3 separate regions of the Homo sapiens genome follow, and all the other regions are linked to region 2. The links are chromatin loops, found by intact Hi-C in ENCODE. Cell type or tissue: dorsolateral prefrontal cortex. All regions are shown on one strand. Links, peaks and the distances in the headings refer to the core of each region. The heading gives the core; the rest is flanking DNA.

Region 1 (11,040 bases), core at 2,585-10,584, 270 kb before region 2:
GTGACCCTTCAGCTTTTCTCTAAAATTGCATAACATTTTAAAATCAAAAGAGATCATAAAGAATATCTTGTCCAACTTTTCACTTTATAGATAAGGACACTTAGCTCAAATAAGTTAGATGATACACCTAGAAGACAGGAAAGAGGAGAAATAAATAGTATGGCTTTCTCAAAAGCAAGGAGTAAAGATATAACCGTGAGAGAAGCAATTATGTGAGTAAATGACATAGTTTTAAATCCCAAAAAAGGAAACAAATAACAGAGTTCCAAAATAAAAAAAATGTTACACATATCCCCAGAGCAGAAAAGTGAGTGGCATCAAAGGCAGCACCTCTGACATGATGGCAAAATTGACAATTCATTTTACAAAGCTTTTAACAGCTTTTCAATTCAATACTTTCCTAAATTTGTAAAAATTAAAATAGAATACTTACACAGTTTTGTACTATTGGGCTGTAAAAACCAATAAAAATGGTTTCTAAAATAAAATGATCCAATCTCCATTTTGTTTGCAAATCCTGGCTTGCATAAATCTAATTGACTTTTAAACAAACTGACTTGAAGCAGAACAAAATTAAAAGCATTCCTTGGATGTAGATTTTTCTCCCATTTTAAAATATTTAATTAGTTTCATTTTGTTTGGGTTTTTGAAGTTAAATGATAGCTTCAAATTATGTTATAACAAAGCTCTAGGGTGATAACTTTATTGTTTCGTTTGAATTTTGTTCATTTTGTTTAGTGAACATATAGTTATAAGGACAGGGTAATATAAACATTTATCCCCTAATAACTTCACATATACGCATGAAGAAAGGCCTGTTAATCTTAGCCAGGCACCATGCACGCCTAACAAGAACCTTTAGAATGATGCAAAAAAATAGTTCTAAGCTATTGCATTATTTAAGGGTGTAGAGATGGAAAGATTATACCTTTCCTCAACCTTCTTAGGGTCACAGCCAACACTCCTGTAACAAAAGACAGGTTAACAAGAGAAAAGCATAACAGATTTATTTATTCAAAGCTTTACTTGACACAGCAGCCATCAGAAAGACCCAAATATACAGAGAAAACTATCCATTTTTATGCTTAGTCTTCATGAAGAATAGACATCCATGTAGAAATGTGATTGGACAAAAAGAGTATGATCTAACGCTAATAGACTGAGTGGAGAAACCCAGCAAAGCCTGTCCAGATTTTTTTTGGCCTCTGTTATAGCATTTCTTCCTCCTGGGTATAGGGCAGCACCCTTCGGAATCAGGGTCTTATGACCTACTATCGGAAGAGGTTAAGTCAGAGAAATGTCTTTATGGCCAACCCCTAGACAGAAAGGTGGGGAAAGTTAGAGTGATAACTAGTTTTTATGACTAGCTTTGGCTAATAGGGGTTCTGGTTTCTATGACCTGCTTGGAGGAAGAGAAATTCTGATTTCTATGACTTACTTCTGGAGAGAATGAGGAGCAAGAGACAGGAGGGGAAGAGAAGGTCAGAGAGGCCCTGGTTCTGAGGCTGCTTCTGAGGTCTTCTGAGATCCTTTATTCCAAAGTACTCAGCATGCCAACATGCCATACTTTGGGATATTGTTTCCTGAGCCCCAACATTAGTAAGAAAAAAAAAAAAACCTAAAACATTTGACATGGTTTACACTTGATCTGAACTTTTCTGAGCTTCAGTTTTATCTGAAATACTGGAATGATCAGACTTGCTTGATCTACCTAATTGGATGGTTATAATGATCAGATGAGATAACATCTTTGAAAGCTCCCTGATACACTATGTCAACGCAATTAGTATGACCATTCCAAAAACATGTCAACTTCTTTTTTTCCTGATTAAAAAAGGGCTATATCCCAGACTCAGTCAAAGAAGAAAACGGGTGTTTCCGTATTCTTTAAATAAAATATGTGTGTCTCTAAGCTTGACATTTTAAAGAAGTAGGCCACATCCTGTGTGCTAAAATAGAAATATGGTGAGTTTTTCTTCAATTCCTAAAATTAAACGTGATTTCACTACAGTAGTTATTTTGCTATTTAACAATGTACACAGGTGTTCGTCAGTACAGCACTGCTGTCTACAAACTGGGGTCAGGAACTCAGCACTGGTGGATGTGGTTGCTTGAGGAAGGAGAGTTCCTCAACCTGAGAGCCAGAAATTGACACCTTGTGGATTCACCCACTGTAATTCAATTACACTTTATTGATTTCCAATGGAGAAAATCTACAGGGGGCAAAGCTCCAGGTTCCTGTACAGCGGAACTCCCATCCAAAAACACTAGAAACCAATTTAAAAACATACTGTTTCCAAAATAGCATAGTAAATGAATAGGCTATCAAGAGACATCTATAATTATGTTTCTTTTTTCTCATCATACGAACACACATACACCTTCAGACTGACACATTTAACCATCTCCAGGTTAAATCAACATCCTCCAAAAATAACGCTGACATGGCTTTATGTCAGGAAAACAGTCCTTTTTCTCCGACTGGTCATTTCAGATTTTATTTTAGCATTAAAAGTTGTTTGTTTTGTTAGTAAAAGATACTGAAATCTTTATTCAAGTATGTGTCTAAATCTCTACATTCAAAATTCTTACTGATCAACCTTGAGGATTTTATCTTGAAGAGCGATAGCATGATCAGTTAACTCCCACATATTAGTGAATATTACTGAGCACCTAATATTTTTCTTGGGCACTCTGCTACGTGCTGTGGGGAATATAAATGGAGAGGAATCAGTCTTTGCCATCAAGATGTTTGCAGACTAGTTGGAAGATAATACAAAATGTAAAAAAAAAAAAAAAAAAAAAAAAGGTAAGAATCATTTTCAAGTATTGTCAAAATTGAAGAAATGACATGAGATAAGGAATCTCATTTACCAAATCAAAATCTCCAGAGATGGAGTCTAATAATATGTATTCTTAAAGTTCCCAAAAGAAGTCTGAGAGATGCACAAGGTTTAGAAGCACTGAAGTATATGTGTTTTTGCCTTTTTTCCTTACAGTCTCTCATCAGAGGGATCTGCTTAGTACTGTCAAAGTTTACAAAAAAGCTGTTCGGCACCACGTTTGTCAGCTTTGCCCAGGCCATATCTGCTTGGCCCACAGGCAGTCTGTATGTGACACAGTCACCATCCCCTATTTTTCTTTATTTCTGACAGTCTTTCTCAGTGTCATTTAATGGCTTCAAATCTTTTCTCACTTCTCAACTATTGATGTTCCCTCTCTTCTTTCTTTGCACCTAGGCCCTTCCTGGCTGTTATCACCCATTAAACCCACTTCAGCTAGAGGGTTCAGTTATGCCCTAGGGGATCCCTAAATCTGCATTCCCAGCTCTGAACCTCTCCAACTCAGTTTCTGTCAAGGATTCCACACTCAAAATGTTTAACATCCAACTCATTTCTTCCCCACTCCTTTATCAAAGGACTCACCTGCCCCGCACTGACTCTCGGCCTACTGTGGGTAGGCAAAAAGAAGTTAGAACAGCGAAGAATGGAAAGACGAGGCTAGAAGCCAGTCCGCCTCAAATCGCCCTTGCCCATGACTTTGCATCCACTTGTTTACTAAGACCTGTTTGTTCTACCTAATGGATTTATGGTGAATCTTTCCTCTTCACTCCTCCAACTCCAGCTGACGTGTTTCAAGTTATCGCTTAATTGCCGACGTTCTCCTGAGTTGGAGGAAGCTCACCTCTGACTCCATTTTGTGCTACTTTTTCACCTCATTAGAAATGAACCTTTTTTCTTAAGGTAACTTCTAATATTTAGAAATTGTTTTGAATTTTGAAAAATCTGAACTACACTGATTTTAATTTTACTTTCACTATTTCATCATTTATGAAGTTGCCTAAAACATGTAGAATTTTAAAGAATTACGTAGGAACTTCCAAGGGGTTAAGAAATATAACAATTGAAGGAAGATATTTACATTTTGTTCTTAAAGATTTCAAAGCAAAAATTCAGCAATGTCTTTAATACCCAATTTCTTACAGTGACCTCTTCCAGTGCCTACCTCGCTAATAGTTAGGATGTTTTTTCTGATGTTAACATTCTTTACTTTAATTTTGTCCTAAAGCATTATTTCTTCTATTATAAAAGCATTATTTCTCATTTAAAATTTCTAATATAATTTTTTACTATGTAAGCTATTTCTTTCCCATAGAAATATATTGTCCTATAGGTGACAATTGAATATGTAGGTTATTTCTTTTTCTCCCCTTTATCATAAATCTTGAAGAGGGAAGTTGTTCCTCAATTTAGTTCCCATTTTCTCCCTCAATAGCATAGATGCTTTAAGCATCTTTTCCTTTTTTGTTTATTTAGTAGATGGGGAGAAATTTCTGCACATTTATGTGGGCAATAATTCAAGCCTTTATGCAAATTTTTTTTACATAGTAGGCTCTTCACATTTAACCCTCTGCTATATTCTTTTTTTTTTTTTTTTTTTGTGAGACGGAGTCTCACTGTGTCGCCCAGGCTGGAATGCAGTGGTGACATCTCGGCTCACTGCAAGCTCCATGTCCTGGGTTCATGCCATTCTCCTGCCTCAGCCTCCCGAGTAGCTGGGACTACAGGCGCCCGCCACCATGTCCGGCTAATTTTTTGTATTTTTTAGTAAAGACGGGGTTTCACCGTGTTAGTCAAGATGGTCTCGATCTCCTGACCTCGTGATCTGCCCGCCTCAGCCTCCCAGAGTGCTGGGATTACAGGCGTGAGCCACCCTGCCCGGCCATCCCTCTGCTGTATTCTTACCACAGTATCTCACAATCAGAAGAAATGAATAAGATGAAGTAAATTGTTTCAGTAATCAGAAGTCATTCCCCAAACAATCTATCTGAATATCATTTGTGAGGCCATCTACACAAATGACAACTCCATTGCTTGCTCAAGGTGCAAGTAATGTAAATTATGCATGCAATTTTCCTACAACTTTTCAGTCATCTTACTTTTATTCTAGAGGAATTCCAGCAGTTATGTCACTTTTAGAAGGTGAGGAATAAGAAAGGCCGGGCCATAGGAAAGTTTACTTTCCCTTTCTGTTCAGGTTTCCCTAATGGCCCGGTACTGAAACAGAACTGACAAATACTACAATTAACACCTGTTGGTTTTACTGGAGGAGCCCCGCCTTGGGTTCTTTGAAAGCCTCACACATCTCATAGGAAATCTTGAAAAGTATTCATTCAAAAGTTACATAAGAACCATCCAGTATGTGGTAGAAAATGAGGTGAAGATCGGGAGCATGGGGTTTTGTTTTCTTTTATTTGCTGGGATTATTGAGAGTTATATTACGGAACTGAAAGAGAAATACTAGTAATCTGCCTAATTTGAAAACAAGTGGGAGTACTGATTAGGGCATAATTGAAACTCCTGATACTCATAGTTACTGTTACTAATGAGGAAAATGTTTCAACTGATATTTTGCTTTTTAATATATTTACAGAAAGTGGCATTATAAATTCAGGTACAAACACACATGAACACACACAAATCTACACATAGAGTGGGGTGCTGGAGGTGGCTAGCACTGTCTTGAAAGAGACATTTGTGCATATCTTTTCCCAAATCCAGTTCAGTGGCTTTAACTTGATAGCTTGAAATTTGCCGTAATGGGCATATTTACTCTACAAAAATGAGCAAGGGATACAAATCAATGTGTTTGCTTGTTTTTCATAGAGCCAGTTTTTAAACATTAAGCAGTACACATTGTCATAACACGCATTCTTTTCTCAAGTTTCCATGACTGTTGCGGACTGTTCACATTTATCTGCAATGGTTTTGCAGAGTCATTTAATTAAGGGTTTGATTTCTTAATATCTTTCTTTCTAATTTCTGTCCCAGAGGGTGGCAGCATAGTGCAGTAAAAAGTACCTGGGGGCTTTGTATTGAAAGGTGTTAATCCCTGTTCTGTCCCTTTGGCTCTTTGACCTTGAGAAAGTCACCTAAGCTTTCTGACCCAAAAATTCTTCCTCTCTAAAATGGGTATAGCACCATCACCATGGGGATTGAAAGGGATGTTGCACATAGCAGAGTCTGTCATAGAGTCAGGTTGAGGTAATGGGAGCTCACTTCCCAGTATCATGGACTAATACGGTTTGATGTTGAAAGCTCAAGAAATGTTTAACTTCTTAATCTCCTACAACCAAAATCTATGAGCCTGATGAGTTCCTGAAAAAGTTCAATATCTGTGTTTCGAAGAGAAGGTCATTGACATTAAATAAGTTATCCAGGGTAAGTCTCCTTAATCCTAACAGAGTGATTCAGTCAAAACTTTCTCAACTATTCTGTGGTACCAACTTCTGGTCTCTAGGTAGACCAGGTAACTATTTCTTCTCTTTCTTCCGTCTTTTCTATTCTCTCTTCATCTTTCCCTTCTTCTTAATCCAGTTGAATTTGATTTTGGTTCTATTAAGTTGCTCAGGTGCCTTCAGGAAAGTAATTCACTTGACTAAAATTTAGATCTTCTGCAAGAGCACATCTTACTTAAATAGTGAAAGCCATTCAGGCAAATGTCAGGTGAACTAAGGAGATGTGGGCAGATCAGGTGACACATGGACAATGATCAAGCCTGGGGGAAAAAAAAAGTTGCTGTTTGGTGGGTGAATGACTACTTTGAAAGGCTGAAGGCTCAGTGTGGTGGCTTACGCCTGTAATCCCAGCACTTTGGGATGCCGAAGCAGGCAGATAACGAGGTCAGGAGTTTGAGACCACCCTGGCCAACATTGAAACTCCGCCTCTACTAAAAATACAAAACATTAGCCAGGCAAGGTGGCACATGTGCCTGCAGTCCCCACTACTCGGGAGGCTGAGGAAGGAGAATCGCTTGAACCGGGGAGGCATAGGTTGCAGTGAGCTGAGATCACACCACTGCACTCCAGCCTGGGCAACAGAGCAAGACTCCATCTCAAAAAAAAAAAAAAAAAAAAGGCTGAAAAGGAAAGCCCTGTTTCCTGAGAAATTATTATATGCTAGATTCTGTGCTAGTTATTTTATAATTATATGTATTTTTCACAATATACCTGAGAGATTAGATATTGTATTTTCTATTTTACAGGTGAGGAAATTAAGATTTAAGGCCATTAAGTTATCTTGCCCAAAGTCACACAGTTTGTGGTAGAATTTGATTCAAAACTAAGGTGTCTGTCCAGTGTTTCTTTTTCCAGTGCTAGGTTACTGAAGTCAGAGTATATAGCTTCCATGCTCTTCATTTTCCTTTACTCTAATTTGAAATTGGACTTTATGGGGAATATGCTTGGTTAATTCAGTCCCTTTAAATAGACATTTTAGGCCATAGTTTAGATGTTCTATAAATTATTTTTAGTTTCTACTTCTAAGGAATGTTTTTAACTTTTAAGATTATACAAACCATCCAGTCACCAAGACAAAAAGTAGCCCTACTTTAGATAACACATACTAATTTGCACAGTTTATTCTACTGAATTTTGATCATGTTATAAGGTGAGAATCAAAAGCAGGAAGGACTCTAAGGGAATGGGGAAAGTGACACTGAGTGGATTAAAGTGTGGAGAAAAGAAGGTGGAAGGTATGGACAATAAACTGCATTCACTTCAAAATTTTGTCCAGGTTCAGCTCTGGCAAACGTTGTCTCATTAAGCAGGAGACTCTCTATTTGCCCCATTATGCCCATGTGCTTGGGTTCACAAGGTAATGTAGATGAAGGATTATGGAAAAGCATGATCCTCTGGTGAAAATAAAAGATCACAATTCAGCCTGGCTTGCAGAAATCAAAACTGGGATGATTCATTATGAGATCAGAAATGCAAATCCATAAAGAGCAGCTCAAGAAAGGAATTTATTCATGATCGCTGGGTACAGACAGCCCTTCTACTTGTGCTTTGGTCCTTTCAGTCATATGAAGCATATTCTCATGTGGATTGTTAATATATGATGAATTACCTTCAGAGGACTTAGAAATCATCTAGAGCGGTCCTTCTGTGTGCAACAACTGATCCTGAGACTTGTTTATGGTGAAGAAAGACTAATTAAGGAGAAAGCATTTTATGTTCCATTTTACTTTATGTACTGGAAGGTATTTAAGTGGATGCCTTTACTTTCACTCGGCCCATTATAATATGATAGTGTGTTTTATATCAAGGTAATTGGCTCAAAATATGCAATTTCATAACTTGAAGCCAGTAAAAGAAAATATTGTAATAATAATGGTGAAAGCTAGCACTTACTTTGTACTTATTTAGAACAGTGTCTGGTACATGACAAGCTTTGGCTATGATGATGAGTAGGAGAAAGATGATGATGGTGATAGTGATAGTAGTGAAGATAATGATAGTGGTGGTGATGGTAGTAGTTATGATGACGATGGTGGTGATGATGATATTGATGGTGACAGTGATAATGGTGGTGGTAGTGGTGATGATGGTGATGGTGTACCAGGCACTGTGCTAAGCTCCTTACATGCATTATGTTATTTAATGCCTGATAACTATACAACTGATATGAGGACTGTTTTACAAATGAGTAATTTATGTGGTACCACACAGCTAGGAAATAGTGAAGTCAAGGTCGCTGAAGCTCTGCCTCTTTGACACTGTGCTGTATTTAAAAGCTTTTCTTAAAACATATACTTTGGCTGGTTAGTTAAGACTAGAGAAAAACCCAAAGCATAATTTTTCTCCTTTTTGCTTTTCTTCTCTTAGAATGGGGTAATCAAACTTTAACTATTTCCTATCATATTTATACATGCACCCACATATAACTATCTTCAAGTAGAGCAGTACACTTTTGACAGTGACTGAAAATGTATTAATTTGACCTAAACAGTCAAAAAGAGGTGAGTAGCCTATGAGACAGGGTGAGAAAGTTCCCATAGATCCAGGCTCTGCAAACACCATAGCTGCCAGCCCAAAAGTAATCTATACACACACTCAATATTCAATCATATATCAATCATTTAGTTTATGCTCACAAAACCATCAAGAGTAGAATCTTTACCTGTTAGGATCAACAACTTATTTCATTGAAAAAAGAAGATAATTTTCTCAAGGTTATGCTTGCCTATAGTTTGCAAAAATGCGACCATCATAATTCCCATGCGGAATTTTTCCCACTGTCAGATAAGATGTAGTATTTATTTGGTTTTGATTTTACATGAGCACAATACCCTATCTACACTAAACATGCACTTAACTGACAAGTGTGATGCATATTTAAAAGAAGTTTTGTTTGCCAGTAGAATTATCTCAGAATGTGCAGAAATGTTCCATGGAAATATTGAAAATAATTAATTGGAAAAAAGACTTGTTTATAGGTAAAGCAGATATAATTGTTTTTTAAGAAAAATGAATAATTAGCTTATTGCTAAAATGCAAGTGCTGTTAGAAATTATGCAATTTCTACTTTCTGCCTGCCAAAAGGAGATCATAAATGTCTCAAGAGACCATCTACTATGGATCAATTATAAAGAAATACATGTAGTTTATGATTAGTTAAATAGTAGTAAGTGTAGCTTCCTAATTTGATCAAATCAACAGGAGCTCTGTAAAACTAGAATGAATGAAAGCTACATAAACTACCTGAAAGCTATGTAAACACTCCTTTATCTGGACAAGGAAAGTGTCATTGAGGGATACATAGAAATTTTGCTTCTTACTTGCTAATGACAACAATAGTGGTAATAAAATAATAATTAACACTTAATGAGAACATAATAGTTCTAGGCATTGTACTAAATGCTAAACATAAAATTTCATTTGATCCTCATGGTGAATCTACAAGATAGGTGTGGAAACTGAGGTACAGAGAGTTTGGATGACTTGCCTTTGGTCACACAGCCCACAAATGACAGAGAAAGGCTTTAAACCCAGAGACAGAGTCCAGTTCCTAAGACTGAGCCTTTTGCAGGTTCACACGAGAGTAGAAAGCAAAACAGTAACAATGCTCTCTACTAATATAATCAATAACTAAATTTTGGTTTCCAGCTGATTAGAGAATAAGATACAATACAGTGTTAATTGTGTAGCACCAGTTGCGTTGGGTCTTCATCCAGAAACTGCACTTATTAGTTTTCTGACCTTTAGTGAATTCTTTAGATTTTCCAGACTTCACTTTCTAAGTTATTGTGAGAATTAAAAAAGCTAAATCCTTTAACACTAATATAAGAACCTTATATTAGTACCTTTATTTCTGCTGCTGCTGTTGTAATAGCTATATGCCTTAGATTTAAACTGTATTAGAGATGGGGTAGATTCATATGCATAATGTTATCAGTTACAGATAAAATAGATAAAGTATAGATAGAGAAAGAAGGGAGAGGTCATTTCAGGAAGGGGAATCAAAGGCACAGATGTGAAAAAGTCCCTGGTGTCAGCAAGAGATAATAGGTCTCTCAGTTGGTTTCATAACAATCTTGGGTATGTATAGAACTCTCTATGTAAATATCTCCATTTGTCTAAATTTCCCGATTAATTTTTGGCCTGCCTTTGACCTTTAGGCTTCCTTTTTTTTTTTTTTTTTTTTTTTTTTTTTTTTTTTTAATTTGAGACGACAGAGTCTCGCTCTGTCGCCCAGGCTGGAGTGCAATGGCACAATCTGGGCTCACTGCAAGCTCTGCCTCCCGGGTTCACACCATTCGCCTGCCTCAGCCTCCCGAGTAGCTGGGACTACAGGCGCCTGCCACCACGCCTGGCTCATTTTTTGTATTTTTGGTAGAGATGGGGTTTCACTGTGATAGTCAGGATGGTCTCGATCTCCTGATCTCGTGATCCGCCCACCTCGGCCTCCCAAAGTGCTGGGATTACAGGTGTGAGCCACTGCGCCCGGCCCTGACCTTTAGGCTTCTATATATATGTAAGTGTGGAGTTCAAAACCAAATATATATCCTCTACTGACTAGTAAAATGGATAGTCACTTAGTGGTGTTTGTATTATAATGTAGCATCTGCAGTAAATGAAAATATATTTATTCTTCTGCGGTGACTTTTTCTCTTCCACACCCTCATATTCAATTAGTCACCATGTTCTGTGAGTTCCACCTCTGAAAAGCATCTGGGACCTTTAGTCTCTTCTACCACTAG
Region 2 (11,040 bases), core at 1,660-9,659:
GCCTGGCCAAACAAGGACTTTTTTTATTTTTCTGTTTGCCTGTTCAGCGATTAGCATATACCTTTAAATATTTCAAGTACTTAGTAAATCTTTATTTTTTAGTCAATCTTGTCTAATCTCTAGAGGATGTCAGTTTTACTGTATCAACTGATTACATTCCTTTCATGCTCATTTTACACTATTCAGTATATTCAATATGCAGTGTTTCCTAAGTTTGAAGGATATATCCCTGATCCTATATTCCTTCAAAAGTTGTATAACTAAAAAAAAAGTATACAGAAGTGCATTTTAAAATACATATTCTTAGAGATGAGAATTAGCCAGCCTCCCTAGCTTTGGCAATACCAAAGATAGATAGATGGTTAATAGATAAGTCAATTGAATTTTTTAAAAGATTGAACTCTCCTTCAGGAAAGCAAGATCATGTAAACCAGAGTAATTAGGTTAAGCTTTCTTGGATTTCTTTTATTTCATGAGTTACCTGCTAAACTTTTCCGGAAAGTAATTCACTATTATCTTGTAGCTTCCCCTCACAAGCTATTAGTAAGCCTAGTGCAAAGAATTAGAAATGCGCATATATTTTAAAAGCATTTAAATCTCTCTGTTAATACAGACACACACACACACAATGCCAAGAGGAACAGGGCCCATGAGAGCTACCTTCGCCAACAAAGAGAATACAGTATGTGTACACAGAGCTGCCTTCTCCAGGCCCCCAAGCCTGCAATTAGTGCAAATGAACTGCATCTCCCAGAGAGCAAACAGAGTGTCCCTTATGTGATCACCAAGTGTCCTCGGCAATGATCTCAGTTCACCATTAGGGACCCGCATCCAGGTCCTGTGCTGCTTGGCACGCTGACTGTGCATGCACCATCAGTCCTGGTTCTGTGAATGAGACCCTGTCACTGTCAGAAGAATTATGTCCTCCCTAGTGAATCTCGCTGTTTTCCTGTGAATAATGCCCCACTCTGAAACCACCCCAACGCCAATGCCCTGCTTATTTTTGTGTGGGTTCACAGAGACTGCGATTTGTGTATCTACCCAGATATTTATCTTTTTTGAGCGGGGTGAGAAGGGCTTAATTTTATGATCTTGTTCCCAGAGTACTGGGTTTTATCTCTCCATTGAATGGGAAAATTTCTGGGGCTAGTTTAAATTAGCCTTCTAAAATTAGATATTCCATCTATAAATGACCAGCATTCCATCTTTTCTTGAAAGAATTATTTGAAAGTTATAACTGCCCTAATTGTAAAATGTTCTGACTGTCTAGGTGTAATTAAAAAGTAATGATATCACTTTAGAGTTTGTGGTGATTGTAATTATAATATTACTATTAATAATTTTATAATTATAATGGTAATTATATTACTATTAATATTAAACTATTATAGTGATTGTAAACATACCATTTTAGTAAGGGAAATCAGGACTAGTTTTAGAAGTGTCATTTTAAATCAAGGCACAGTCATGTTTCAGTTAAACTGAAAGTAATGGATGTGAACCTCTTTAGTCCTTTTTTTTTTTTTTTTTTTTTTTTTTTGAGACAGTTTCACTCTTGTTGCCCAGGCTGGAGTGTAATGGAGTGATCTCAGCTCACTTCAACCTCTGCCTCCTGGGTTCAAGCAATTCTCCTGCCTCACCCTCCCAAGTAGCTGGGATTACAGGCATGTGCCACCATGCACAGCTAATTTTGTATTTTTAGTAGAGATGGGGTTTCACCATGTTGGTCAGGCTGGTCTCCAACTCCTGACCTCAGCTGATCCACCCGCCTCAGCCTCCCAAAGTGCTGGGATTACAGACGTGAGCCACCGCACCCGGCCCTCTTCATTTCTTAAACAGATTCAGCATTGCATGCACTCAACCTCTGGGGAGAGTGTTTCTCTACTTCTCTGCAAGTTTACGTAATTTGTGTGTGAGGGAGATTTGATCCATGAGTGAGGAAGGCAGAACAAGGACAACCAGAGTAGCACCTCAGGTTTCTCCAGCAGTTACAGAAAGCCCATGGAATTGTGAAAATGTTTAAGTTTCTTCAGGTTCTCCAGGCTTTCTTAGAATCTAAGCTTTTTTTCTAATCACAGTCATATATTCTCTGTAGGTCTGATTTTCACCTGTGTCCCTGGGTTTCTTATAGTTCTCCTCAGGAAAGTGATTATGATTGTTGGTGTGAAATCACAGCTACTTTATTGTCAGTGATGGCTCTAGTTATTTCTGGCTGAGGACTGGCCTTTCTTTTTGAAGAGGGCATAAGGTCTCTCTGAGCACCCATTGCTTCTACATGACTCTATCAATGGGAACAGTATTGTGATGTTTTTTCCCGTTTGACTTTTTGCCCTCATCAAAAAATACGTTGACTCCAATTTTGCCCCAAAGAATAGCTCTTGAATTATCAAGATCAAATTTAAAGTCTTCCTAATTTTCTCTTTCATCTCCTTTGAATTTCCTGGAACTTCAGAAAGTGGCCTCCTGTTTTATATAATACTATGCTCCTGATTAAAAAAAAAATTGAAGGCAAGCTCTAAGAAATGTTGTATGTGCATGTTCTTTATTTCATACCTTGCTGTGGTTTTTTAAGTATGTCAACATTTGTATCAGTTTCTTTCACCCCAAAGTTTGTTAAGAATTTGGGGGACTTGTTTCTTTATGATAAATATCTTTAGATATTTTCTTCTCCCCTGTTAATCTAAAATAATTTCCTCTACTAATCTTTCTGTGATTCTTTTCAATTTAGTTTTAGGAAATGTTTTCCTTGTCACCTTCTACCCACAGACTTTGAATTTTCTATTTTCATAATTTTCCATATTGTTCTTTTAGTACTTCAAACAATTTGTAACTAATTATGGGTTTTAGATATAGAAGAAAAATAATTGTGAGGCACGAAATATGCATTCTCAGTAATTCACATACCCCTGGCTAGACCCTGAATAGAAGAGATGTAATTTGCTTATAAATGTTACATATATATTGAGAGGCCGAGGCAGGTGGATCACAAGGTCAGGAATTCAAGACCAGCCTGGCCAACATGGCAAAACCCTGTCTCTACTAAAAATAAAAAAATCAGCCCATCGTGGTGGCACGCCCCTGTAGTCCCAGTTACTCGGGAGACTGAGGCAAGAGAATCGCTTGAACCCGGGAGGCGGAGGTTGCAGTGAGCTGAGATCGCACCACTACACTCCAGCCTGGGCGATGGAGCAAGACTCTGTCTCAAAAATAAAATAAATTCTAAAAAATTACATATATAAATCATTTCTTCACAGGCTTGGGGATTTCTGCTTCCTGGATTGAGGTATCATCCCAAAAATCAGAAGCACAGTTAACCATTACACTAACTTTCCCTAATTCTAATATCTCCTTCTAGACTTACGTTTTCTCCCTGGCCTCAAATAATAAAGGGAAGCGGTTGTTTACATCTGCAAAAATATGGTATAGATATATTTGCCACACTGTTTAAAGGCCACACCCTCTTTATACTCACACCTTTTTTTTTTTTTTTAATTTATTTTTTTTGAGACGAAGTCTCGCTCCATCACCCAGGCTGGAGTGCAGTGGCACGATCTCCGCTCACCGCAAGCTCCGCCTCCCTGGTTCACGCCATTCACCTGCCTCAGCCTCCCTAGTAGCTGGGACTGCAGGTGCCCGCCACCACCCCCGGCTAATGTTTTTCTGTTTTTGTTTTTGTTTTTTGGTGTTTTTTTTTTAGTAGAGACGAGGTTTCACCGTGTTAGCCAGTCTGGTCTCGATCTCCTGACTTTGTGATCCACCCACCTCGGCCTCCCAAAGTGCTGGGATTACAGGCATGAGCCACTGCGCCCAGCCTCATATCTTATATATTAATTATAATGAATTTTTTTTTAGCACTTAGAACCACTTCAGAGCACGAAGAGTCAAAAACTGACTAAAAGTCAATAATCAATTTGCATAGAAAAATCTCTGAAGGGTCACAAAGATAATTATTACTGCTAACTTGATGGCTAGAGCCCTGGATTTTAAAGCTTGCTTTGCACTGTTTTCCTCCATTGTGTTTCTGGATTTTGTACCATGTGCATGTTTCACTGTGTCAAAAAAAAAAAAAAAAAAATTTATATATATATATATAAAAGATGGTGAGCAAAAAAAAGTCACTATACAATGTGCAAATATTTTAGTACCCATATTAGAATTCTTCTCATTTTAGAAGGTTTAGGAAAAGTAAGAAAATGGATAAGAGCATTCTTTGAGCAATAATTGACAATCTGGACTTCTTGATGAACTGACTGTGTAGAATGCGTGACTGCTCCCTTTCTGAAGACACTGAAATGTGTCCTACACTTTTCATTACAGAGTATAATCTATAGTACAGCCACGATGAAAAATCAATTATATAAGTTTACAAATAATTATATTAGAAATAAAATAATCATAATTTCCCATATATAAAAATCAACACAATCATATTTTTCTTTTGTCCAAATATCAACCCTGAAGTGTTGATTTATTTACAAGAGCCTGTAGTTCAAATTCTAAGCCAGCTTCCAGCAGTGAAGCAAACAGTCCTCCCACCACAATCCAATAAAACCTTAGATCAATATAACAAACACACTTTTTAATGGGATTATTGGGTTTGCACAAAAGCATGGAGAAATCTTTAAGCCCCACCACATCCAACACAGTGGCCACTACCACAAATGAGCAGAAACCAGAGTGAGGAGGAGTCAGTTATAAGCAGACTAGAAAGCCAAAGTTGCTCTGGGGGTATATGAGAAGACCAAGCTTTGGACCAGTATAAAATTGGGGAGCTGCGTTTCTGATTTTGCTTTAAATCAGTTGCTCTCAAAGGTGCCAAAGTGATGCCAAGTTTGTAGCTCGGTAGCAGCCCCTGGTGCCCAACAAAAGCAAATGCAGAACTCTAGAGAACATAATAGAGAACTTGAAAAGAATGCATGGTTTCTGAAGATTGCTTTTCCTCCTTTAAATTACTTAACCCCATTACATGTCTCTATTGAGGAAGAAAAGCTCAATTGATGCAAACACCTTTTAAAGAAGAAATACCACCTTTATGTATATCCTTTTCTGACATTTGCATTACTTTTTGAAAACCCCTAATCTAAAAATTATAGAAAATTGACCATACCTTTTGTTTCTGTAGGCAGAAATCATTTAAATTGCTTGACCAATTTAACTACTCTATTTAGTATTATAAATAATAGAATTCAGTGGTAATAATATACAACATTTACTGAACACCTACTATATTCTAGCAGTTTACTACTCTAAGCACTTTATAGATAAGTCTCATCTAATCCTTATAGGTAGGTAACTTCATTATCCCCATTGTACAGTTAAGAAAATTGAAGCATCCACAGAGTTATTAAATAACTTGTTCAACCTCCCACTTTAAAGGACAGATTCAAACCTAGGTGGCCTGACACAAGCCTTAACTATTACGTTCTACTGCTTCTTATGGAGACTGTTGTTATCGGGGAATTTTTAAAGGAAACGTAAAAAAAGTTTACATTTCAAATTATTCCTATTCTCTTTATGAACTACAAATATGTTCCCTGATCCTTTTTTTCTCTCAGCTTAAATGTTTTCCAGCCATGCCTACTTCCAAAGAAATAATATGAAGACAAGGAGAAAAAATTATTGGATTTCTTAAAAGTTGTCACATAGCCATTATAAATATAAATCACAGGGTAAAATAAATTTTGGAAATTCAAACTTTATGACAGTTTAAAGGAATAAATTTTTCTATCTACCTTAAAAACAAATCAATTATTTTCCCTCATTTCAAAAGACGGCAGTTACAGAAAGCTGCATGTTAACTGTATACATAGACTGTGTCACATGAAAATATGGATAAGATATTAAATGTGTATTCTTCTTCTTGAGATGGTTTTATCTTGGCTTCTGGTTATTCTTTAATGAAACTGGGTGGGAACGTTGAAAACCATGACATTCTAACTTATCATTGGTCTTGTACCTGAGAAGCAACATGTTAGATACTGGCAGGGCAATAAACAAGAAAGCAAACGGAATGGCTGCCATGCATATTTTTGTAATATCAAAACCTTAGACTGTACCAGAACCATAGAATTTATAAGGACTGAACTAAATGCACAAATACATACATTTATTCTCTCCCAATTAAACGCTTTCAGTTCCTGCACTATGTACAGATCTTTGAGCCCTTCTGAATTTCTTATGGAAAGGAGAAAATTATATTTACTGAATTCAACAAAACCCTCAGGGCAGGCAAGATGAAAGGAATTAAATTTCTTAATTCTTCACAACAGTTAAAGTGTAGGTATTAATAAAATATGTTTTTATAGATCATTGTTTATAAGACTATATGTTATAAATGTCTGTTTCGTGCCCCAATGTTTCTATAGAATTTCTAGGAATTCTATTTAACAGTCCTAGTCCCACAGAAAATTTTTACATCATTAGCATCCTTTAAGAAGAGGTGTTTCTTCTTTACTGAAATATTCTTTGTTTTTATTGTCAGTGAAAAAAAAAAATTCTTGTTCTGGTTTGAACGACATCTAAGAGACACAGAAACGCAATGGGGAATGCACAAAAAATGTCAGTGTTTGATAAAGTCTGTTCGTTTTAGCAGTAAATAAGGAAAACATTATATTTTACATATGAAGCTGAGGCAGGAGAATCACTTGAACCTGGGAGTCAGAGGTTGCAGTGAGCCAAGATCGCCACTGCACCCAGTCTGGTGACAGAACAAGACCCCGTCTCAAAAAAAAAAAAAAAGACTATTTTTCAATTTAACAATAAAAGCATACTGAGAAATGCATCTTAAAAGTCAAAAAGGACAATTTTACTTAGCCACTTCCTAATCAAATATAGCTTCACGCCACTATAAAAAAGGTAAAACATGCATGGGTTATTTGGCTCCTTCTCCCTAGTCAGAATTTAAATAGTCCAGAAATTCTCAAACCACAGATCTGATATATATATGATGTGTGCGAGAGCATGCTTACATGCACATTTTTCTCATCAGGCTGCATGGGACTAGGAATACTCGCAGGAGTAGCTGACACAGGCAAGCTTGGTTGGCGTGTAAGGTCTGGTTATTTCCCTCCCATTATTACGAAGTTTGCTCGGTTCTTAACGGGTAATTTCTTAACAACTTACACAATATCCAATATATGTCATTTTTAAAAAATTTAAGCCGATACAGAAGAAAGATATATTATCTAAAATGCAGCAAAGTTAATTTCTATTTTCCATATTAATCAGGGAAACAAATATGATATAGCATGAAACAATAATTTGCAGTCCTTGAGATGTTAAATATTGGTTCAGTGGACTGCACAGTGAACTGATCCAGTACACCATTTTATGAGTTGAATTGTGCCCCCACCCCCAGATTCATATGGTGAAGTCCAAACCCCCAGTATCTCAGATGGTGACTTTATTGGGAAATATGATCATTGCAGATATAATTAGTTAGGACGTGGTCATCCTGGAGTAGGGGTAGACCCTTCATCCAGTATGACTGGTGTCCTTATAAAAAGAAGAAATTGGAACCCAGATGTGCACACAGGGAAAATACCATGTGAAGACTGCAATTATGTTGCCATGGGTCAAAAAGCTACCAGAACCTAAGAGAGAAGCCTGAAATAGATCCTTCCATAGTGCCTCCAGAGGGAGCTGGCCCTGCCAACGCCTTGATATAGGACTTTAACCTCCTGAATGTAAGACAATAAATATCTATGATTGAAGCCACTCAGTTTGTGGTGTTTAATTATGGCAGCCCTAGAAAATTATTACATATCATTTGGACCACATTCTCCTTGACTGTACACTGCCTAGCTTAGTGCCTGATGGTTAGTATGCTCTAAATAAATGTTTCTAATAATGCAGGAAATATAAGACCAGTTTCTTCTCTCACTGACAAATATTGGAGTTCCTCAGACAACTGCTTTAGGTACCCTTGTTTCTAATTGCTACACTGTCTTCCTAGAAAATTTTATTCAGGTATTTTATGTCATTGAGTATCACTTAACAAATCATTATTGTAGTACTCTATATAGTTGCTCAGAGTTGGGGGAGACATGTCTTCTCCACCCTCCATGTTGCCTTGAATGTCTAGGAGAGTACTGAATTTGCATTCTACCATCTCTTTTACTCACTCTGCCCAGAAGAGGTGCAGGGATTTATCTGAGTGACACAACTTGGAAGATGAACCTGGACCTTCTTGGCTCAGTTCCCCTTTTCTTCCCCTAAATATTCTACTTTGCCCTTCTGGGAACAGATTCTACCCTTACATGGAAGCCCTGCCCTGGTTCCACACTGCCAATGAATAAATTGGTCCTCTGGGTTTTGCCAGAAGCCCTTGATTCTCACATTAAACCGTATCCCTAGGTGAGCCTTTGTGAGTAATAAATATGGGAATGTTATGGATCTTTATTTGCCTTATTCATTTTTTTTGTCTTATTTTGTTAAGATGGGAGAGGTAGGTGCTACTTATTGCTTCCCTCTCAGCTTAGTTCACAGCAGCCTGATAAAAAGGTCTATAATCTCCCCCATTAAGGTCTTGTCAAGTATCTTACACACTATAGATATTAAATTCATGTTTGCTACTTTAATGCTTGATTAATTAAGAATAAAGAAATGAATGAATAAACAGATAAACTGGGAGAACTTTGTCCAGTAATCTCTGATACATCAACAAATATGATTATAGATTTCTCCAAAGACTAGATCCTTTTTTAAGAGATGTCCTACATTTCTCTTGAGAATTTAATGGTATTATACAGTAGAAGGAAAGTTCATTTGTCCAAAGCCAAGCTTCTTGAATGACTTCTCTATTAGGATAATTCTGTATTTTCCTTTCATTCATTTTTAAACCTATTCCAATCTGGCTTCACCAACCACTCCACCGTAAATACTGCCGTAACTGGCAGCCAGTGTCACCAGTGATCTGCACATCATTCGGTTCTACAGATTTTATGTCCTTGTCTTGCTGGACTGTGCAGAAGCTTTGGCCACAGTTAAGTGTCTTGTCTTCAACACCCTTTGCTTGGCTTTTGCAACATGAAGTTTTTTTAATTTTCTCATTGCTTCCATGGCTGCCCTTTCCTCTTCTCTTTTACCAGTCCATTGTTTCAGTGACTTAAATGTTGAAGTTCATCAGACAGCTGCTCCAGATTCTTGTTTCCACTTCTCACCCTGTCTCTTGGCAATTTCATTTACTCATGGCTAAAATTATAGTACCATCTAGCCATATGCTGTTTTCTTTCAGGTTTATTTTTTTTCCATCTAAGAATTCTCTGACTTGACGTCTCCATGAACCTCTAACTCAGTGTGCCCAAAACCACATGTATAGCCTACCCCTACCCCACAGAATCCTACTCCTCCTTCCCTGTTTCCAATCTCAGTGAAAAGCCTTGCCACCCACCATGGCAGGTTATAAAATCTACCCTCTAAATATTTTTTTAATCTGCTTCTTTCCATCTCCGTGCCACCATCATTACTTTTTGAGAGCACAAAAATAACTTTCCACTGCTCTATAAACATCTACTCTTGCCACCCTCAAATCCCCAGAATAGTTAAGGAGATCTTTGTGGGAAATGAAAATCTAATTTTGTCATCTGCTTCAGTAGAACATAGCAGTATCTTTGCTCTCAGGACACACTTCCAAATCCTGAGCATGCCTGATAGAGCCTCACTTAATCCAGCCCTCATTTATTTATTTCTCCCTTACCTTCAGAGCCTCACTTAATCCAGCCCTCATTTATTTATTTCTCCCTTACCTTCTTCTGAAAGAACCCTTAGATGTTATAGCACATTGAAAAAGAGGTTTTCCCTGACTCTTTATATGAGATTAGATGAATATACATACAGAAGATCCCATATACATACGATTCCCTTAGGCAGCACTCATCACACTTAAAATTATTGTATAAAGACTACACATCTTGACATATTTGGAGTTCCATGAGAGAAAGGATCAATGTATCTCTTGTTCACTCTTCTGTCCTCAGTGTCTGGCACCAGTTGAGTGCATAATAAATATTGATTAACTGAATATTGTATAACTGAACATGTTCAGAGCATGACCTTGCATTTGAACTTTTCAGTGCAACGTGACATTTTGTATGTTCCATGTGCGTACCACAGTATGTATAATTACATGTTGAAATATGCCACAGAAAAGAGACTCTGAAGTTAGCAGTGGTACCTGTTTTTACTGCTTTTATCCTACAAAACTTACAAAGATCAAATCTTTATAAGGAATCAGCTAGGAGACTCTATCATTAAGGGCCATATTATATTCATAATTTCCCTCTTAAGGGCAATACAGTGACAACTTGTAAAGTATTCTTGTGTTTTTCTAATAGATACTTTATTTCTATTAGATATTAGATAAGTATTTCTAATAGATACTTTAATATTGCTCTCCTAGATTGATGCAGAGAGGGGAAAAATTGGCCCATGCAATTAATAGTGACAGCAAGATGATATTCTAATTTACTCATTTAAAAAATCTATTAACTTTTGAAGTTATAAAAATAATAGATACCCAATGAAAGCAAAGATATGTAAAAGAAACTTCTTCCACCCCCATCCAAATTTACTATCCTGAGGTAATCAAAGTTGACAATCTGTTGTACATCCTTGCAGTCTGTTTTCATGCTTATATAGAGATATAACTATATATCACTTAGAGATCTTAATATATGCTTATTTAGAAAAATAGGATTAATACTATACATTTCTCTGCAGCTTAGATTACTCTTTAACAATTATAAGCACCTTTCAAGGTCAATAGATATTCATTGATTTTAAACTACATAGTTTTCCATGGTAATGACAAACACTATTTATTTATTTAATTATAATCTCATTGATAGGCATTTATATCATTTCCAGGGTTTTACTACTACAAACAATATTGCAAAAAATAGTATTATATAGGCATCATTATATAATACTGCCTTTATTTCTAGAGGATATGTTCTCAAAGTAAGATAACTCAAAGTCTGTGTATTTGTATTTTTTTATTTTAATAGGCATTATGTTCCCAAACAATTGTAGAATTTTATA
Region 3 (11,040 bases), core at 645-8,644, 260 kb before region 2:
ATTCAAGGAAAGTGACTCCATGGCCAAAAGAACAAAAGCCAGTGGGTGAAGTAGGGAAAACAAACAAAACAAAACTCTGAATAAATGCAAAATGAAAACAGCCAATGCTAGAGGGAAAAAAGAAAAGGTGAAAGAACAGCAGATTTGGTTATTAGAAGCTATAAAGTGAAATCTTTTATGTTTTTTTCCTATAACATTTTAGGTCTTTCTAAATTTGCCTAAGCCGACTTACTTTTCGAGGGAAGATTTTTTTATTGTCCAATGTTTTGGTGCCAATTTTTGTAGCACAAACTGAAGCTAAATTTGCAGCCAGTTAGCATATAATTTATTTTAAAAGCTTAAATGGGATCTTTTCCATGCAAGGTAAAGCTTTGCAAATACAAAGCCAGCAAGAACAGTGAATAGTTCTTATTCATTTTAGGTGTTGATGGAGGGGACTGGGTGTATTTCGGCTGCAGTCCTCAGTCCCAGCAGCAAATGCAACACTCTTCCAACATCATTCTGGAAGGAGGGAGAGGCTGTTTGTGTAAGAGTTTGAAATGTTATCTTTTGTGGCAAGGATAATGTGATTCTATGTCAGCTCTTCCTCTATTTTCCTCTTTTGCTGAGGCACCAGTATCATCATGCTCCTGAATTAAGAATCCGTGGACAGAACACCAAATGCCAAATAAGAGTTTTCTTCTGATGCTTGTTGGTCTTCATTCTAATAATTTATCACCTAGCCTTACAAAGTACTTTTTATCTGAGTGTTCAAAAAAATGACTGATTCTTTGACCCTTGAAAGAAAGTGGATATTATCTCATTTTTCTTTACAGTATTCCTAACAGCAGATTACGTATCTTTTCTATTCAGTGGTAGAGATAGAAGAGATGGTCTCCACTGGATATTAAAAACTTTGCAGCAGAGGAGAAGATGGTGTCAAATTTACTCTTTAGGGCCTAGGTCCATAGACTATAAATGTATCTTCAATACTATACTAGGTTAGCACAAGTTTTTCCAGTTGTTTCTGTCTCTGGGGTGCTGTGTGGTCTTAGCATCTGGACACCCTTCTCTACTAGGCTTGCTTGATTGGGTTGCAAGAAGAGGATACTTGCTATATTTATTACATTTATTTTCTATTTAAGACAGAGACACTGAAACAGAGAAGGGAAAAATTATTTGTCTCAGAGCAAAGCATTACTCATTATTGAATCTAGTTCCACAACAGCAAACTATTGATTTCTACCTATGCTATGTGCTTTGGTGTTTTTGTCACTTATTTTTTTTTCCTTTCACATTATTATTTTTATTGTCTTTTACAATGGTCCTTAACTTCAAGATAAGTTTAAATGGATGTCAAAGAAAAGACCAATTTGAAAAAGTGTGTAAGTAGTAAAATGACTGATTCTTTGACCCTTGAAAGGAAAAGAAACAGTCATGCTTACAAGTTTAAAAGAATTGTTCAGCTGGATGATTCTGAAAGGATACAGCCTTGTTATTAACACTGAAAAGTTTAATTACATTTCATTATACTATACTAGCTTCTCTTAATTGGTAAAAGGGGACTATGAAAGCAAAAACAAAAATGCTTAATCTCTAGGAGCTAGATTTTCCTCGCTGCTTTGTAATGTAAATGTGCCTGTGTGTATATTAAAATTCACACACTCCATCCATCTCACTGGCTTTTAATGGAGGGGTCACCTGACTTCACCTAGAGCCGCCCCCCTCCCTTTCCCAGAGGAAACCCAAAAGTGAGAGACAGGCGCGTAGATAACACAGGTTCTTGTGCTGAGAGATGTAAATGCCCCTGACTGACCGGGAAGCGAGCGAGGTTGCTGGTGGGGGTTGGGGAAAGGGAAACGGAGGGAGAGAGCATAAGCGAGAGAGGGGAGAAGGAGAGAGAGGGAGAGGGAGAGAGGGAGAGGCAGAGGGAGACAGAGAGAGAGAGAGAGAAGTGCTGCATGCTTCATCTTTGAGAGGAGGGAAAACAAAAGAGCTCAGCGGCAGTTTTGTGTTGCTGTGTCTGGCTTAAAGAGGAAAATTCTAGACATCCATGTTGAAAAATCAAAGCTCAGCTGAGACTACTTCTATCAAGAAAATTATTTTTATCTGCGAATGGGTTGGATCAGTACAGGTGGTTTGAGAAGACACTGACTGAGGACCATGGAAAGGTGGGAGAGGACGTGCGGCTTCTCTGCTTCCTTTGAACAGAGCTCTAGGTTAGTAAGCTGAAACTGACCCGGGTCTGGCTTAAATATCTGTATGTGCATATGTGTGTGTGTTCTATTTATAGCCTCCAAACCCTTCTGCTCCTCAACCCCTGGGGAAAGCAGTGCCATATTCCACCAGATGTGAACCTAAACTTGATTCGACTCTCACTTCATTTGCCAAATGCCTCTCGTTTGTTTGCGGAGCTTTTGTTTAATACAGCCAGTGGAGAGCCATCATGATGTCTCCTTCTGAGTCAGAATGTGTGTTTCAGCCTTAGATTGTCAGGTGGCTGTTTGGAGAACAGTTAGTGTTTTGCTCCAGAAAGCTGCAAATGCATGATTAGGTTATTGTGAAATGTAAACAGCAGATATCTGCTGACTTGGCATTTCTTCTAATGTCAGAATAGTTCAGAGAACCAAGTGCATTTGCCTTATCTTTATTTCCCACGTAATTGACTTCAAATATAATAAGTTTGAAATGGCACCCCATCAACAAAGACACACACCAGGTATTCTTCCAGCAGAGTGTGTTTTACCTCCTATTGGAGCCGAAGCTTAAAAAATTAATTTTATGGGGACCTGGTTTGGGGAAAAAAATACAATGTGTTATAATTAAAATAGGTTTAAAGCCTTTTTTACAACCAGTGGGTACAGATGTGTGTAAAACAAACACATAATTTCTCTTGTTTCTTGCTGTGCAGATAGAGTGTCTTTTGTTCCAGCATGTGTATTTTCCTGTGTTTTTACAAAGAAAGCATTGCTTGTGCTTTCCGTGATAGCAAGGGGCTTGTATGCCAATTTGCCATTGTGCCCTGGTCAAGAATCTGCTCTATTCTGAAGTAAACTGCCCAGAGGTATTAGTCAAGAACGTGGAGAAGGGTGGGGAGTAGGAAGAGATGCTTTTTTCTCTTCCTCTTTTTTTTCCCCTTTGACTCAGAAGTGTCTAATTCACATGATGTTAAGAGGAAATGGGGGGAAGCATTTAGTTCTGAATAGGATGCAGTTCGGTGCCATGCAGTTGCCACAGACTATAACAAGAAGATGCTCGGAGCTGAGGGAATCACATTTGTAATGGGGACTCTTTAAGAAAATGTTCTGTGAGGGTGACTGGCTGAGTCCCTTTGGACCAAATTAAGATGCGCTCTGGCAGTGCACTAGCAGCTGTGAGCTGACATTTTCTTGTGAACCTAGTGAAAAATGGCTCCATATCTCTGTCTCGTCCTGAGGGAGATGGTCTTTGAGTAGTCGAGCCGTTCCTCAGCATTGTGATTTGCTCTGATCTCTGTTTTCTGATGGGGACGGACTGACTTGTGGTTCCTTTCAGTTCGCCTGCCTTTTTAAATCTCGCTTGAATGGGGAGTGGGTGGTGACGGTTTTACTTCAGTACAAACTACCCAGAGCAAAGCTTGCAGAAGATATCTTTCTGGCAATCATAGGTTTCCATTTTTAAAAGGGTAGATTACATATATTTTCGGACGTGATCTAAAGCACTTTGTTGTTAAGTGGGCTCATCAAACAATTTCTTTAAGGAAAGACCCATGCATGTGTGGCAGCTTACATTTGGACTTTCGGGAGGGCTGACAGGTTAAAAAAAAAAATAGATATTTGCCTGTATCGTCCATCTCTGAAAGTAAAAAGCTGTGTTTTTGTATCTTATCATGTTTTCCCTTTTTAGCATTGTGATCCATTGTGCAAGGAAAAAGATGTGTCCCCGCGCTAGAATGCAGGGAGGGAATGTACTACTGTCCTGTACTACACATGTGCTTATTAAAGAATTCCTGTACTGAGCAGGGAGTGGAGGTGCTACAGCAGCCACACTGTTCCTTTATTTGGGCTTTGGTTTGTGAAAGCTCCAGCCAGCAGAGGCAGGATGCGCTTTAGCAGAGAGCTCTGGTTTGAGGGACTGATTAAGAGCATGTGTTGTTTGGGGGTGTGCGAAATCGGTTCTCTATTGTATAGCATTTTAGGATGATTGTGTGACTACAGAGCAGGTTTAAATCTTAGGCAAGAGGTACAGTGTTGAGGCACTATCCACTAGAGAGGGGAGCATGAGGATGCAAAATAGTGCAATAGTATGTGCATTGTGCAGAAAAAAATAATAATTCTTTAAATTTTATGCTAGTTTCCAAATTATAGAAATTTGGAAACACTTCAGATGCTTTCTGCAAAATGACATGGAGTCATCTCCACACTAGGACAAGAAAGACTTGAGTACAATACTTTTAACAAGATGGAAACAGTTTCGTAAGTGTTTTAAGTGTAATAATATTTGCTCCACTGAAGGGTAACCCTCCAAGGGTTTTCATCGTGAGCACCTTCCCATAGGCTGAGAATTAGAGCACAGATTTTCATGGTGTCTGTTTAGAATAATTTTGATAAAGCTAAGACCTTACAGAGGCAATAAGATTTGCCTCTTTAGTAGAACAATGGAAATGGAACTTTAATACAGCATGTAGATCCGATTGCTGCTTTTATACATGTAGACAATCTGACTATGGTACATGGTGTGCTTTGGGGAAATTGATGCAATTATAGTAGAACAGCAAACAAAACAATAGGTGAGGTGATATAATGAAAACATGGATCTCAAAGTTCCTAAGAGGATTACCAAGTCACCCTTAAATATTGTTAATGACTACAGGTGAGGTGGTTTTACCCAGAGAAATTTCAGATGTTCAGAATTAGAGGACCATGTTTGTAAAGCTAAGAGCAGAGCTTGCTGGATCTTGGAGAAGATGGATGGCACTCATATTTAAACCAGATAATGTGTACATATAAAAGAATCACAATCTTAGAAACTTCCCACCAATGGAATTTTGTTTTAAAAGTTGCAAAATAACTAAACTGTAGAAAATAGTTCACAGCTCAGAAACCATCAAGGGAGAAATGAGAACATCCAGAAATAACAAAATTTTCGCAGTGAGATTTATGTGCTACCTGAACAACATTTAAGATGCCGATGAGTTCTTAATGAGAGCTAAAAAAGAAAAATTCACATTTGGAAATAAGTGTCTGTATTCCTGTATTCCTATAGCTTTGAGCTTGGAAAACACAAAATTTCCCAAGAATAAATTAGTTATTCGTAAGATGCCTGTGGCACGTAAAGGAAAACTTGATAAAACAATTAAGTTTCAGGCAAACATATTTTACTCTAACTGAATTCTTCTTGAAACATTTTTAATCACAAAGCTACTAACTTTCTGAGAATATCTTAAGTAGTAATGGCCTGCTTTCTGACATCCATTTTCTCTATCACTTTAGAACCCTACTACCTTAAACTCTCTTTTCAATTTTTAAAAGCCTTATTAGGTGACAACATGACATTAAATAAGCAGATATGATAAAAGACTGAGCTTAAAACACTTTAATTTTATGTTCAATTTCAGGAACATTTTTCTTCTACTGTCTGCAATCAGCTTTTGCTCTTAGTCACACAGCTTGTGGCACTCTTTCTAAGATCTCAGCTGCTTACTCTGAAGATAACAGAATTTTAATTGTAAAAAAAAAAAAAAGTGTGTTGCCTTTTTGACTGCATTAGGTGTACCTTAACAAAGGTTAGAACTTTGTTATAGGCTGGGTGTGGTGGCTCACGCCTGTAATCCTGGCACTTTGGAAGGCCGAGGCAGGCGGATCACAAGGTTAGGAATTCGAAACCAGCCTGGCCAACATGGTGAAACCCGTCTCTATTGAAAATACAAAACAATTAGCCAGGTGTGGTGGCACGCACCTGTAATCCCAGCTACTCGGGAGGCCGAGGCAGGAGAATTGCTTGAACCTGGGAGGCAGAGGTGGCAGTGAGCTGAGATCGTGCCATTGCACTCCAGCCTGGGCAAGGAGAGCAAGACTCCATCTCAAAAAAAAAAAAAAGAACTTTATTATAATGTGAATTCTCAACGTAAGCGTTTCACAGATATCAGAGGTTAAAGTATACATGTACTGTACATTTCAAGCATGTCAAGACCTATAAAATACACAAAGTCAACAGTAGGACGGTTAGTTTTTTTCCCTAGTTCTCATCACAAGGATGGCTTTCTGTCACACAAGCCTGCTTTCCAGAAGAAGTGCATTATTCTGTTTTCTCCTACAGATTCTTTACTCATTCTCCCTAGGCACACTAAGAATACATCAAATTCAATAAGTGTGATGATATAAAAAGTGTCCTTAATTGGTGTTTGAAAATTTAGGTGATATTCACCATGTGGAGGAACAGTTAGAATAGTTGTTTTTCTCTTTAAATCAGTAAAGTAAGTCAAACTTCAGAGTGTTTAAGGAAACTAACAATACTGTGTACTGTCAAGTAAGAGGCTCATTGCCAGCCAGTTAGCCAATGGAGGAGAAGACACAAGCTTAACTGATGACTCCAGTTGAAGCATTGTAGCTCAGGAAGTTCCCATATTAATAGGACCTCAGCTCAAATTCCAGAGCCAGCTACTCAACTTATTCACCTTTTTGCCATCTGGGGCTGGGGGAGGAAATAATATATTAAATAAGAGATCACTTTTGTTATAAGACAATCTCTCTAATACACCAGTCCTGCAAGCAGTTCAGGCATCTTTAAGATCCTCTCAGTCTGAAGTTTCTATCTTTCTCCACGAAGCAACAAATCTCAACTGACTCTGGAAGCCACTCAAAGATTTGTTCTAAAACTTTGGATTGATCTTGCCAAGCACTTTCCACAAAAGCACAACCCCGGCCAAATAAAGGCACAGGGATGAGAGCTTTCTCTGGTCTGTAGCAGAGAACCAAACCCTCTGGGTTATTTCACTCAAAGGGCCACAAAAGCTCAAATGCCGAGCTAAGGAACTGCTGGCCAAGTGTGGGAGGATTCTTGATCTTGGATTCGTACAGCTGTTTATGAAGAGCCTTTCTTTCAGATCTTAGAAAGCATCATATTTCCTTCCCTCTCAGGACCTTAGCACATGCTGGTGCCTCTGCTGGAACACATTTCTACCCACTTTGCTTGCTCAGCCATTTAATTGGCTCTCTCTATAAAATGTGCTCCAGGCTTCTCATGCTTTTTCTTCATTACACTTCTCGGGTGTTTTGGGTTTTTTTCAATATTTAGTTTTATGTTAGTGTTATTACTTGATTAATGTCTTTCTCTGCCAGGAGGCAGGACCTTCTAAAGTGAGGGTCCAAATTCATTTTGCTCACAACCGTATCTATCTGTAGGACTTCAAATCATGTCAACTCAGATATAAGATATGCACTAGGGCCGGGCGTTATGGCTCACACCCGTAATCTCAGCACTTTGAGAGGCCGAGGTGGGCAGATCACAAGGTCAGGAGTTCGAGACCAGCCTGGCCAACATAGAGAAACCCCGTTTCTACTAAAAGTACAAAAATTAGCCGGGTGTGGTAGTGGACACCTGTAACTCCAGCTACTCAGGAGGCTGAGGCAGCAGAATTGCTTGAACCCGGGAGGCAGAGGTTGCAGTGAGCCAAGATTGCACCACTGTACTCCAGCCTTGTTGACAAGAGCGAGACTCTGTCTCAAAAAAAAAAAAAAAAAAAAAAGATGTGCACTAAACATTTGTTAAATGACTGACTGAATGAATAAATGAATACTAAGGCAGCAATATAGTGGGAAAAGATAGTGTAACTAGCCTGGCTCAACAAAGAGCAATTCTCTTCACTGGGTTGGCTAGTTTGGAAACCTAATAGGTGGATACACTAGGACAGTCCCAGGATCTCCCTTCTGTCAGGATTTTCCATGTAAGAAATCACACTTGAGTGCTTGCTATTACAATATTTCAAAAAAGAAATTTACTACCCATATCAACAAGTATTTAGAATCAGTCTGGCAAAATCATAGTCTGTCTTTCCCTCTCCGTTCCTCCTAAGGTACCTCTTTTCCTGAATCTCCCACTCTGATCATCCTTTAGTTCTTTGCATCCAGGCCCTTCTAGGTCTCATCCGAAGATGGCTATGCTTTGCTAACTAAGCTGGTAATAAGTTGTGAGGCCTGAAAACCCATCTAAGGTGTGAGCTTTATTTGCATTTTGAGCAAAATTATCATGTAGTGGTTAGCACTCTGCTTATTAATATGGAGGCTGTGAGGCATAACATAGCACGAAGCTTGCCTGTAGGAAGCTATTTTCGGTTGTGGAGCTAAGACTTATAAAAAACAATTGGCAACTACTCTAAGAGCCTATGATCAAGAACTGTATTTGGCTGTACAGATTTTAATAAAACTAGAGCACAAAGGAAAGGATTTGTAAAGAGGTGGGATCTCAAGCAAACTATGACCAATAAGTGGCATCTGAATTGTCAGAGAGGAAGAAGAACTGTTTAACATTTGGGATGGGGGGAAAAAATCATTAAATGGTCAATGGGACTTAGCACAAGCTGTGTTAAGATACTACTCACATTTCCTTTCCTAAGTATAAAAGGCAAAAATACCTTTTATTCACAAATTCATCGAGATTTTATTCATTTAAATCATAACCTTGAGACCCTAGAAGTTAGGACAGTTAGCAATCATATTCCTGGACACTGGAATTCACTTCCCATTATATCTTGAAGTACTTAGTCTATCTCAGCATTTAAAAGTAATCTCAAAGAAGTTTTCTGTCAGAGGTGCTTTTAAAGATTGTTTTAGCAATATTGATCACTTTAATTGAGGTTTATTGAAAGTGCCCAGTATAGCTCTCTTGTGGCTCATGTTCTATAAATATAGCATCATCTTATTGATAGATAGTAGAATTTCCATTTCATTACAGTCAGCCTAACACTTTTTAGAAACCTTAAGTTCACACCAGAGCATGAGGAGGAAGAAACATTCTTTTCCTCTGGTCTTCCAGTTGTCCTTAAACCACAGCACTATGTAAGAATCATTTTAAAGTATGTCCTTAGTAGTACTAAACCTCCTGTTTCAGCCCTGTGTCTGGCTTGAAGGTTCTCTGTTGAGAACCCTGAAAAGAATAAACAAAACTCAGAAGCTGGAAAATATCAAGCTGCATACATGTAAGGAAGCAATGAGAGAATTGAAATTAATTGATTTTGTAAGTAGGGCAGGTAACCTATAACTAGGTTTCTAGATAAATTATTGATACAGTTTCCATTTAAGTGGTTGGGTTTTAGGTTAGGTGCAAGAATTGTTAAAGCCTATGAAAAGTTATATGTCTTATTTTTTTGTACTTTCCTTGTTTAGGTGGAGATAATTGGACTCTTTAGGGTAATTCAGCATATGTCTGTCTAAAGAGCGGGGTTTCGCTTAGGCCTTCTTGCCAGCTATGTTACTATAATCATGCTTTGGGAGGAAGATTTTGCACACACAGTCCTTTAGGTGTTCTCACTGTTGTAAAAGAAAAGCCAGAGTATATAAGTCATCCCTTCGAAATATCATAGACAACCCCTTCCACACACCTGTGTGAATTACTCTCTCAGTGTGTGCTAAGGTAAAGAAACGCTTCAGAAAATAAAATATTTCTACCCCTATTTTATTTCAAAAGTGAAAACGTGAAAAGAAGCTGGGATTGGCTAGTAGTATATGAAAATCTGTTCTGTGCGGATCCCCAGGTTACAATAACTCAGTCTCATTGTGCATGCAAGCCTTTGTATGGTGCTGCAGATGGTAACTTTTATTTCCTAATATATAGTTGCTACTCTGGGAATCATAAGTCTTTCTTTTATGATTGATTCATTAGAGTTTAGGAAAAGTATTTGCTAATTCCATTTATCTAAGTCAGGAGCAAAGAAATTGGTATTAAACTATTACTATATCTATTAGTAGTACATATCCCCTGAACCTGAAAGAACACATTTAACCATGACCAGTGACTGGCAGGCCTTTGATAAAGTTATCAGTTGTTCATTTCTCGTGTTTCTCTCTCCCCAAGCTATAGAATGCTCTATGTCTGAGATTGCCTGAATTAAGTTCTATTGAAGAAGGCTAGAAGTTTTTTCATACTTGTCTCAACAACCATTCTAGCCAGTGTACCAAACTAAACTGTGTTCTTTTATGCCCATGGGTATTTACCCATTTTTTTCACTGTCTGGAATGTTTTCTTCTAAGAGAATGCTAGTTATAGACACAGGTGTTCTGTATCTTTGAAGGTCACTGCCTGGATAGTAATCCTAGGAAAAATAGGTGGTTCCCCAAAACTGTTCACACATATTCATACCACATAATTTATTATGCTTTTCTAGTTACAATTCTGTTTCTCTCACTAGCTATACTTTCCCAAAACGGAGTCATTTTCTTGACTATCTTCCTATGTCCATTACCTAATAGAGGTTGTAGGACATAGTTCCTGTATATTTTAGTTATGATTTGAGATGATCCTCTTCTTGTTCACATAGCGAAAGGAAGAATGTAATGTGAGTTTTTGAAATTAAATGATTCAAAATTTCTATTTAGTTGTTTTTTGTTTTTTTTTCTTTTCTTTGTTTTTTGTTTGTTTGGTTTGTTTTGTTTTGGTGGAGTCTCACTCTGTTGCCCAGGCTGGAGTGCAGTGGTGCAATGTCAGCTCACTGCAACCTCCGCCTCCCAGGTTAAAGCAATTCTCTTGCCTCAGCCTCCTGAGTAACTGGGATTACAGGTGTGCACCACCACGCCCGGCTAATTTTGTATTTTTAGTAGGGATGGGGTTTTACCATGTTAGCCAGGATGGTCTTGAACTCCTGACCCCAGGTGATCTGCCTGCCTCATCCTCCCAAAGTGCTGGGATTACAGGTGCCAGCCACCATGCCCGGCCAAAAATCTCTACTTGTTCTTGGCAGTCTCCATTTTACTGAAGCTGAAAACAAAAGTTAATTTTACTAGAAATCAGAAATATTTTTCTCTAAGAGACTATGAAGTATCAAATGTGAGCAATGAAAGAAAATTGGGCTAAATAATTTGATACAGG

The links. Hi-C counts contacts between places; a loop is a spot of excess contacts. Peaks named below come from ENCODE experiments on the same cell type or tissue, not always from the same donor. Only the 100,000 strongest peaks of a DNase experiment are listed, where the experiment ranks them.
Region 1: a loop joins it to region 2, with 4 times the contacts of the local background. A loop is called at or near these places in 14 of 110 quality-filtered maps.
Region 3: a loop joins it to region 2, with 4 times the contacts of the local background. A loop is called at or near these places in 14 of 110 quality-filtered maps.

Annotation. Positions count from the first base shown.
Region 1 is chr7:78,774,781-78,785,820 of GRCh38, reverse strand. All of the region lies in intron 2 of MAGI2 (membrane associated guanylate kinase, WW and PDZ domain containing 2), which reads left to right. Among named protein-coding and RNA genes, the nearest start is that of MAGI2-AS2, 230 kb to the left of the region's middle. In dorsolateral prefrontal cortex, for the core only: a CTCF peak has its summit at 5,831 (motif pointing right); no DNase peak of the experiment used is centred there; H3K27ac peaks cover 769 bases.
Region 2 is chr7:78,504,587-78,515,626 of GRCh38, reverse strand. All of the region lies in intron 4 of MAGI2 (membrane associated guanylate kinase, WW and PDZ domain containing 2), which reads left to right. Among named protein-coding and RNA genes, the nearest start is that of MAGI2-AS2, 500 kb to the left of the region's middle. In dorsolateral prefrontal cortex, for the core only: a CTCF peak has its summit at 4,853 (motif pointing left); a DNase peak (open chromatin) is centred at 4,826; H3K27ac peaks cover 2,722 bases.
Region 3 is chr7:78,762,009-78,773,048 of GRCh38, reverse strand. The region is part of intron 2 of MAGI2 (membrane associated guanylate kinase, WW and PDZ domain containing 2); the gene reads left to right. Among named protein-coding and RNA genes, the nearest start is that of MAGI2-AS2, 240 kb to the left of the region's middle. In dorsolateral prefrontal cortex, for the core only: a CTCF peak has its summit at 4,047; DNase peaks (open chromatin) are centred at 1,780, 3,341 and 4,038; H3K4me3 peaks cover 3,536 bases; H3K27ac peaks cover 4,107 bases.